Regions from separate parts of the Homo sapiens genome. Here region 1 is linked to region 2. A link is an interaction called in ENCODE POLR2A ChIA-PET data of the cell type or tissue named here. Cell type or tissue: GM12878. All regions are shown on one strand. Links, peaks and the distances in the headings refer to the core of each region. The heading gives the core; the rest is flanking DNA. Region 1 overlaps LOC105369677 (a long non-coding RNA gene). Region 2 has its middle 30 kb from the start of LMO3.

Region 1 (5,393 bases), core at 57-5,056, 240 kb after region 2:
AAAGGACTGCAAGACCCCAATCACATCTCCTCCTAGACGATTGTCTTCCTATCTATTTTATCTAGGCAACAAGTTTCAAGACTATTATTTGTTTCTTTTTGATTGTTAGCTGTTGCACATTAAATTTTAAACATCCCAAAAGGAATGCAATGCCCTACTTCTCTCTCAGTTCTTATAGGGCTTTCTATAGAAGTGTGGATTCAATGACAGGTCAATAAAAAGATGTCTCACAGGCAAATGCAGACTGACTGACTGACCGTAGGATCAGATTGTGCAAGTTTGGAGGAGAGGGATAAGAGGGCCTGAGAGTTAGAAGTATATAGCAGAGCTGAGTACCTGCACATGAGAAATATATGCATACGTATCTGGGATGAAAAGGAGATCCTCAGTCTAAAAACGTTTAGTCTTAAGTGTCTACATAAATCAATAAAATATGTAGAGCCTGTGCTAACTAATGTTTTCACAGAGACTGTAGTGTTCTCTCTCTTTCTGAGTCCCCAACCCTACTATCAATGGCACTAATGTCATGTATTCTGTCTATTAAATTTAGAAAAGAATTGTTCTGTTTACCTGCATGAAAAATTCATTGCTCCCTGTACTGTAAGTGGCTTTGTGTTTAACACAGGTATATCTTACTTGTCAAATTGCTTTTGGGGTTAAGAAATTTTTTTAATTCCCTGCCTTTATTTATTATCTTATTACATTTTTAACTGTTGATGTTTATTTTTTATTTGACATTCAATGAATTTTCTCTGGGTCTGCCTTTTTAGTACTGGCTGATGTTTTATAACATATTGATTCCCAATATTTTAAACTCACCCACTGTTGATATGAGGATCACACTGGGAAGTAAGATGTTTACATCTCGCTATGAATAGCAGATAAATGAAATAATAAAGGTTGTCAAAAGCTGAGGAATAAAGTAAGCCAGGTTCTTGTTTGCTGTCAAGAATATATTGCTATGGAGCTTAGAACCAGCTAACTTCGTAATGGACACAGTGAAGTGGTTCTGGGCAGAAAGCCACTCTTTTAAACATTTGAAATATCAAAGAAAAATTTTACAAAAAATATTATTCAAAATAGAATGTTTTATATTTGTCCATCATGAAGTACTTTATTGAAAATAAAAACCTTATGATATCAGGCTCTAGAGACAGACTGTTTCAGTTCATATCTTCTCTCTGCTCCTTCCTAGTTCTGTGGCCTGATCTTGAACAAGTCATTTACCCTGCCAGTGCCTTGGGTTCCTCAGCTATAAAATGCAAATAATAATAATGCATCTATGATTGTTATGGGGAGCAATAGAGATAATGCATGCAAGCATTTAGAACATTGCCTGGTGCATAATAAGTGTGTAATAAATGCTAGCTATTGTTTCTGCTATTATAATTAGTTACAAAGGAATTGCCTATACACAATTCTGTAAGTAGAGGCATATACATTTAGCCTTATTTCTGTATTTTTCTTTTGAAATAAGCAACACATTTAACTCATAGAATATCATTAATTGTCTACTTTCTCTGATTCGAGAAATAACTTATCTATTTCATCAAACTAGCCTCAATTTTTCCAGGCAAAGTAGAGTTCCCTCATTTGTTGTCTCAAAGGACTGAGCTCATACTATTTCATGGCACTTACTGCATTATATCCCAACTTGTCTGTCCTCATATCTATTCCCCCAAGTAGAATGTTGATCTTTTAAATGCAAGGGCAATATTTTATTATTATTTTCACCTCCAGGACTGAGGAGAGGGCTTAGCAAAGAGTGCTTGAAATGAAATGGAATCTAGTGTTTTTCCTACTTGGACTTCCATTTTTCCTGACCTCTGTATGTATAACGAAGTATCATTTTCAAGTTCTCTATGCTCACAGAAGTCAAGTTTTTAAAATTTGATTTAATAGGATAACAAGGTTGGAAATTAAAAAATGGTTTGCATAGGTGCGTTCTGTAACTCCCTTAAAGTACACACTGAGTGCAATTCCAATCCCGGCCTGGACTGTGTAAACTTTTAACAAACATTTTGTATTCTAATTTCACAGAGAATCTATTTTTATGCCTTTCAAAATAGTTCTGAAATTCAGGTTTAAAAAAAAGAACAAATAATTGACTGTGGCTTTTACTTCTCTAAATCTGTATGCCAAGAAATACTTTTGGTCCTAAGTATTCTACTAATTTAAATATCATATGATACACACTGACTTAGATAGTGGTCAGTGAGAAATCTGCTTGGATTGCAAGTCATTCCCAAGGCATCAAAGTTGGTAAGTGAGAGAACCAGATCAAGCAAGTGACCTTACTAATGCAGATAGTAATGAACGGTTTCAGCTAGAGACCACCCTATGCCACAACGAACCAGAAGAACTATGAATTTGAACATAATTTCATACAAGAATTGACTGATGTTGACCTTAAGAAATTATTACTCATATACAATGTACATTAGTTCCTATGACATTAGCTTAAAGCTCAAATATTCTCTTTCTATTTTTGGTGCCGAGCATGCTCCTATGTGGAAGGAAGAAAACATCCGTTATAGCTCTTCCTAAATTATTTCTTGGAGTTAGTTTTTGGCAAAGGCATATGTTAAAACTTATCTTACTTCAAAAGTGAAATGTTCCAACCAGCAGATATAGAATTTATCTGCATATCTGTGATGACCAGTTTTAAAGAGACTCGTCTTCAACTAGAGGCAAGATATTCTACTTGTGTTTAGTAGCAGTTACTAAGCCCTAAAGTAGTAATAACTAATAGTAATTTTAAAACTTTCAGAGGTAATATAGGAAATCCATATATATATATACACACACACACACACACAATAAAAATACATCAATACTGATTGTGCCTAGCTAAAGAATATAAAGAAGTACATAATGTGTACATATTATATACATTGAGGTTGACAGCTAGTTAAATTCACGCTTGGCTTTATTCAGTGTTTGGTTGCCAGCTGCTTTTCTTTTGTACATTGTGATTAATTTCATTGTCACTAGATTTGATGTTTCTGAAAGAGTCTTTTTCTGAACCTAGTCAGGAACCAGGAAGGGAATTAGGAATCCAAGTTGTTGGAGCAGTCTCTATTGTAGTCTGATCTACTCACTCAAATTCTATGGTCAGATAAAGACCACGAAAGAAGAATAAAAATAATGACAGCATTTTTTGCTTTTCAAATGAAACTCCTTACAATACTGCTGTAGTTTTTTGAAATATTTTATTTGTTCTGCATTAATATATATTTCTAAGCTTTTAAACTTCTGAGAAAATGAATTAAAAGGGATATGCTTTCTTGATTGGTATGTGAGAAACCCCATGGAATGTGTAATACAAAAAGCTACATAGGCAAAATGTTTTATAAGCATGTTTAAAAGGGGAATCTATCAAGCCATTTCTATATGCTCCTGATTGCTGGCTTGTGTGCTGTGAAGAACAAAACTTCAACTCAAAATGCAAATCATACAGGAATCGTAAAAAGGCACAACCCAACCCTGCTATCACAGTAATTAAGATTTTCAAAGTAAAATTATTTTCTTCCTTTTTCTCTTCTCTGTCTCTCCTTTTTTTTTTTTTTTTTTTTTTTTTTAAAAAGAGGCAATTTAATGGGCTTAACAATTTTGGGATGCTTTTAGATAAGGATGTTACAGGTAAAATTTATGCCACATTTGTCAAAAAAAAAAAACCCTTTTTGGTACATATTAAGTCCCTCCCTTAATTAAGCCTTCTGGGGTTTCAATGTGTTGATCTCATTTTAAACCAAGCTCAGCACAATTAGACACACTGAGGAGATGGGAGATAAGTGGTGTATATAAAAACATTTCAGACACAAATATTTCATCCTACAAGGCCCCGATTTTCTCTTTCCATTTTAAAAAATCTGGGCTCAAATAAAGAAAAAAATTGATTATTTTCAGCTTGTCATACATCTCATTTGGAGTGGGTCAGACCTCCCCATTCACAATTACAACTAGTTAATCTTATCATAGAAAAATTCAATTACATTTATCAAGGTTATTCCATAGATTCAAGCTATTGCTTTAAGAAAATGGATTTTAGTGCTAGGAATGTTAGCATTGTGTGTTCCCTCAATTTTAAAATAAAAATAAAAAATAAATAATTAAATCTTGCCTTTACATCTATATTATTAATGTAGAGTTGTAATAAAGTAATATTTGACAGCTTTGTAAAAAGTATTATTAATACATAGATTATGGAAGTTTAGGAGGGAGGCTCATAACTGTTAATAGACTTCAATTCTCAGCCTACACTGACATTTTAAAAAATCTAGTTTCAAATTTGATAACAGATTACCAGCTAGGCTGGAAGCCAACCACCTGATTAAGGCAATTTAAATGCTTGCAAAGTGGTGAGATTAAAATCAAATAAGTGCCGATTTTTTTTCCTGCTTCACTTATCTTTCCCTGGATTCGTTCCTTAACTACCAGGTGGTGGAGGACTCTGGGTAATTTTCCTCTGCGCCAATTACCCCAGGATGGTTTTTAGGGTGAAGCAGAATAATTACTGCACTATCAATCCAAAATGGGCTGCTTAATGTGTTTAAGAGAGATTTTGAGCCTTAGCAGGGAGGCTGCCTGAAGCGTGCTCTGCTCGCGGTGCCAAAGCCCACTCGGCCTACTCGGATAGTTAACCGTTCAGTGAGAAGGCAGCACACACCCAAGGTGAAAGCAAACAAGGAAAACTCCTGGGAAGCTGTGGGAAAGTTAATGAGCTGCTTCCAACGTGTGGCAGGCTGCAGTCGCAGGTGGCTGACAAAGCTAGGCAGGTTAAGAAAATAATATTTATCATCCAGCTGCCAGGACTGTCTTTATCAAAACTCTTTCTAAAATCCATACAAGAAGAAGAAAAACGGGCTTGAAAAAAATTTTTTTGAAGAGAAACAAAAACAAAAAGCCCTGAGCAGCTGTGATTCAAATGCCCTATTCTTGCTGATGGGTTAGAAAGAAAGAGGGAGATAGCGATTGAATCTGACAGCAATTTTTCAACATTTTCCTGCAAACAAAATGGAAAAAGAAAAAACAACTAAATCAGATTATTTATTTAAAAATTAAAATTAAGCTGCAACTTTGAAATGACACCACTAAATTCTATTTTGTAGCAACCTCAAATTAAGTAACATGTTCCATCTGTTGAGCCTGCTCTGAATTTCCTTAATTATCATTATTTGAATGTAAATTTTGAGTTTTAGCCAGTTTGTCCAAAGAAGCACAATGCTAATTTAAAATAAAAATAAATCATTATCTGTAAGGGGACTGCTGCTGTTTCCTCCATTTAGTTATTTCTTTATATTGGTATTTAAATGATCTGTGCCTTCTCTGTGTTCAGTGTGGTAAGGGTTTCTTTTTTTAATTATTTAATCAAAGACTGATTTATGATTTAG
Region 2 (5,393 bases), core at 233-5,232:
TATTGTCACCTATTTTAATGTACTTTTAAAAGAAAATCAATTTTATTATTTATAACATACATGAGTGCATTCTCTATTTCAAATCTGTAACATTGTGTGTGACCATTTACTATTATTCTGGTTATCTAAATTAATTTTAAAAATTCATCATCATATATATAGTTACTTATTTGCCTTTGTTTCTTTGCTGAGCATATATATATATAATATTTTTGAAAGAGCTGAATTTAGATTTTTATTATGCTTTTGCTACCACTGTCTTGAATTTTATTTGTAGAGTACAAATATGAAGTCCTAAATGAGCTTGAATTAAGTTACACTATGTTTTTCATTAAATAGATTTTTTAAAAGAATAGGCTTTGGGGAGACAATAAATATACAATATTATAAAATTGTATTTTGCTTTTAACTTGAAATAAAAGTTTAATCCTGAATGGTGGAAATGGTACCTGAAATTTTTCCCTCAATGTTTTAACAGATGAGACTCTTATCTGTTATAAATTCTGGATTGTGGTTGTCACCAATTTTGTGAAAGAAAAAAGAGCATTGCATTAGCCAATGATTCTTTGTCAAGTTACACTATAAAGTATTATTGCATTTTGCAACCATTCACTGATATTAAAAGCTGGGATTTTAAAGAAAAGCTTTAGATTCAGGGCCACCAAACTTAAGGATTATCAAATTTGGGGACATTGTATGAGAGAAGCCCAGGTAGGCAGTTTCTTTCTATTCTCATTCTTACCTTGAGGAAAAAAATTTAGTCATTAATATGCAAATATTCCCCTGACTTTATTTTATTTTTAACTTATTTCTAGGTTCCCTGTTTTTCTCTGGGATTAAACTCTATATTAATAAGTTTTTATGCTTTATTAAACTATTTATTATTGAAACTATATTAATACATTTAATATGAAAAATTAAAGTCAAAATCTCTTCAACTGAACTAGAGAGCTGATTTGAATATCTAGCTATTCAGGAAACACACATACACACAAATCACATTTTACTTAAAAAAACCTAATACATTTTTGCAGTTGTTTGTTTTTTATATTTTGGTCTTGAACAATTTAAAGTCTGTTGATTTATTTGTTATACTAGTTGGTAGACTGATCATTCAGGCCACAACTTATTCTAAGCATCCTTAAATAAGATTTATCAAGAACAACCATGGATATAAAAGTAGAAGTATTTTTTTTCCCTTAAGGGATTTCAAATCTAGCTGTAGAGAAAAGTATTACATATGGAAACCAAGAAGAACTATTTTGGGCGATGGTGCCCCAAACACAGCTTCTTCTAAAGGAAACATCACTGGGCTAGCCCCTGATGGGGGCTGCTTCTTCCCAGGCTGCCATCTTCTGAATCAGGAATGGTTGGAATGAAGGAATTCTTGATCTTAGAGAAGCCAAATCACAGATTTGCCAGCAGCCAGTTAGCTAGAATAAAGGATGAGTAAAGCTAAGCAGATACATTTTTGAGTAATCAGGTTAATGCCTCAGGAATCAACTTAGCTAATCAGATTTGCTACTCCAAACAGGCCATGAAAGCTGAGTTTAGACTAAGGTGCCTGTGTGGGACCACATCAAAAGTCAAGTTTTGAAGTGGCACAGAGCTAAAATAAACCAAAAGAGGCGGTTGATACTGGAGAACAAGAAACACTTGTGAGGAGTATGGCTGTTAAGTATGATAGAGCACCAAGAAAAAGGTGATTGAATTCTTGTTTCTAAAGTAGCCAGGGCTAACTAAAATTCAGAAACACCCTTTAGCTCCAGCCTCTGGGACGGGCTTTCTGAATACGCTTTAAAAAAAATCTGAGTTTGACAAATGAGAAATTTTGTACAGGTTATTTTTTGGTGAATGTAGAAAGCAGGCTTCAGGATTTAATTTTTAAACCCGTTTCTTAAGTCATTGGTCAACAAACATTTTCTGTCAAAGGCCAGATGGTATTTTTTTGGCATGGTAGGTAGTGCAATCATTGTCACAGCTACTCCACCCTACTGTTGTAGTGAAAATTATTCTTTTTAAATATTTTTAACCACTAAATGTATATAAGTCATTCAGCCCTAACAAAATCAACCAGCAAATTCAATTTAAGCCACGCATCATAGTTTGCCTGACTTAAAAGCACGAGTCTGGAATTCCAGATTTCTCTACTCAGCACTCATTCACAACTAGGTGACGCTGCACAGGTGGCATTCCTTCTGGGCCTTGATTTTCTTCTTTACAGTGGGACAACTGGATTATATGAGCTTACAGACCCCTATCCCTCTAAATGCTAAACTTATTTTCTCTCTCTCTTTCTCCCTCTCTATATATAGAGAGATATCTAGCTATCTATATATATACAGATGTATATACAATATATAATATTTATCTATATGTAGATATCTAGCTATCTATCTCTATATAAATATATATTTCCTCTCTATATGTCTATATATAATATATAATGTTTATATATAGATATCTAGCTATCTGTATATAGACATACATAAAATATATATAAAATATATAAAATTTCTCTCTCATAGAGATATCTAGCTATCTATATATAGATATGTATAAAATATACATATTTATTTACATATAGATGTATAAATATCAATATTTATAGAAACATAAATATACATATTTATTTACATATATATATATTTTTGAGACCTGATCTCAGGATCTCATTCTGTCACCCGGGCTGGAGGGCAGTGGTGTAATCAGGTATACATCACCACATCTGGCTAAATTTTTTTGTTGTTGTTGTATTTTTTGTAGAGATGGGGTTTTGATCTGTTGCTCAGGCTGGTCTCAAACCCCCAAGTTCAAGCAATCTGCCTGCCTCGGCTTCCCAGAGTTCTGGGATTACAGGAGTGAGCCACTGCACCTGACTGTATATTTTGGTTAAATCATTATAAAAGTTTATTTATTTTATGCTTTAAAACTTATATCCCCATATTCTATGTTAATGTCTATAAAAATCTACTCTTTTTTGTCATTATGAAATAAATGGAAACATAAACAAAAATTTATCCAGCCAAGATATTTTGTAAGCATAAAATGTATTTATGTCTATTTTACAAAGCAGGTCCTGGCCTCTGTTTTCATTATCTCTAGGTTTAAGTAGTGATCTTCTGATAGTAAGTCTTCCAGTTTCTGTTCATTATTTGTAGTTCTGCATGAAGTGTGCTCATCAACTGATTTTTTAGGGGGTAGGGATGTCAAAGCTTCATAATTTCTATGTTTATTCAGGTACCCACTGTGGATACCAAAAACCAGAAAGTAATTAGGATTTAAAGACTTCCATCAGTTTTTTTGGGGGGTGGTGAGGGGAAGTTTTTCATTATTGTAAGAGCAAGTTGAGTGCCAAAGATAGAAAGATAGTTAATATTTTTAAAGCTTTCTGTGTAGTTTTCACTTCTGTTTTTCTGTTATTATAGTTTACAACATGTAGAGAACTGAGAGTGACTGAGAGTACTGAGAATTTAACCTTGAGGAGTGCTTAACACATGATTTCTTTTCAAAACTAGACCGTTACAGTCACAAGTCCAACTTATGCCACGGTTTGAAATCTCAATTTCATATTCTTTCTGTATTTTTATTTTCATCCCAACTATAAAATATACTATGCTTCTCTATTTTCACTCTAAATTATAAACATTTCTTAGTATTATTCTATGTTTTATTTAAAAAGCAACCTGGGCTGGGCACGGTGGCTCACACTTGTAATTCCAGCACTTTGGGAGGCCAAAGCCGGCGGATCACCTGATGTCAGTCAGGAGTTCGAGACCAGCCTGGCCAACACGGTGAAACTCCGTCTCTATTAAAAATACAAATATTAGTTGGGTGTGGTGGCATGCACCTGTAATTCCAGCTACTTGGGAGGCTGAGGCAGGAGAATTGCTTCAACCCTGGAGGCAGACCATTGCACTCCAGCCTGGGCAACAAGAGCTAAACTCCGTCTCAAAAAAAAAAAAAGCAACCTGGAAAACAGAAATTATTATGCTAACATTCAAAATGTAAATGTGTTCTCACTTCAGAGATTAAGGAAACTGGTTGGAATTTGTTTTGTAGGCTTCCGAAAGGCACTTACCTTCAGTCAGAATTGACTAGATCAAGGAACATTGTGACATAGATGAAGTTAAACCTGAGCATTTTGTTAAACACCCAATACCTTTTAGAGCCATAGGTCTCCGCATTGGGTACACATTCACCTCTCTTTTCCTTGCAGGACTCAAGCCCCAGAGCTTTTCTGTCTTCCTTTTCTCTTTCTGATTCCACTCCTCACACCCTGTTCTGCTCTACATTAATCTAATAACCTAAGGACTATATGTGTCAACATTTGTATTAGAATAGGAACTTTTTCAGAATCCAGTGGCTATCTCCAAAGTGAGTAGAGGTGATATCCAAGGTAGGTGGCCTTAAGCCCAAACCTACTCTGCCTATACCTAGGAGTAGCTCTGTTGGGTCCACATTACAATATTTTATTTTTACTTTATCCAAAAATCAACTTCATTCATTCATAAAAAAGAATTATATGAAGATCTTTTATAAAACAAACTAGGGAGTCCTCAATATTAGTGTGAAAATGAAAAAGACAGGATATTCTCAGTATTAAAATCTTTCTTGCCCCCATGATGTGCTGAGCACTATATTAGAGAATTCACTAAAAAGTAAATTATGGTCTGTGCTTTCCAGTCACCGGCTGTTTGATAGGAAATGCAGATACAAGTAAATAATTGCAATAAGATATTTAAAATGCTGTAATTCGAGGTACTAGATACACAGATGACACAAAGACAGAAGTGGTTAACTCTGTTGGTTGGGGCAGACAAGACTTCATAGGAGACCACTGAGTTAGATTTTGAAAAATTAACTTTACAGATGAAGAAAGTAATGAGGAGTTTTGTGCCAAGACGTGGTGGCATGAAACACATTTGCCTTCTATTTTGAATAAAGAACTAGTCTTGCGAAGACTTGAAGTCAATAGAAAATCCATTTTCACGAAGGTAGTAGCTACCTCCAATATTCAGGGGATAGTGGCACTGAATCAAGCTTCAATACACAGCCGTCAGTGGCATTGATAATGTGCAGTGATATACTTATTGGATCAATTAAATTGTATAATCACAGTTACTGTTCTGTCTATAGTTTCATTTTGTCCTAACATTTATAGAGCCTCACTCCAACCTTCCAGATTATTCCCCTAGTTATCCAATTTCCTTTCAATAGTGTGTTTCATTTTTCTTAACATAGCAACTGTTAGTTTCTGATGTACCTAGATACCCTGGCTCTTGCAGCAGTAAAGAACAGGAGTCTTGAATTTTGTGGTCATTTTTTGCAGAGGTGGAACAGTTCAGAGTGATGTGCTTTTGTGTACTGCACTAAAAGAGAGTTTAGTAGAG

What was found. Peaks named below come from ENCODE experiments on the same cell type or tissue, not always from the same donor. Only the 100,000 strongest peaks of a DNase experiment are listed, where the experiment ranks them.
Region 1: POLR2A ChIA-PET joins it to region 2 with 6 read pairs; 2 of 35 experiments call an interaction of 5 or more read pairs at or near these places.

What each region holds. Positions count from the first base shown.
Region 1 is chr12:16,876,537-16,881,929 of GRCh38, forward strand. The region is part of intron 3 of LOC105369677 (a long non-coding RNA gene); the gene reads right to left. Among named protein-coding and RNA genes, the nearest start is that of LMO3, 270 kb to the left of the region's middle. In GM12878, for the core only: no CTCF peak of the experiment used is centred there; no DNase peak of the experiment used is centred there.
Region 2 is chr12:16,633,493-16,638,885 of GRCh38, forward strand. No RefSeq gene overlaps it. Among named protein-coding and RNA genes, the nearest start is that of LMO3, 30 kb to the left of the region's middle. In GM12878, for the core only: no CTCF peak of the experiment used is centred there; a DNase peak (open chromatin) is centred at 3,349; H3K4me3 peaks cover 385 bases; H3K27ac peaks cover 1,328 bases.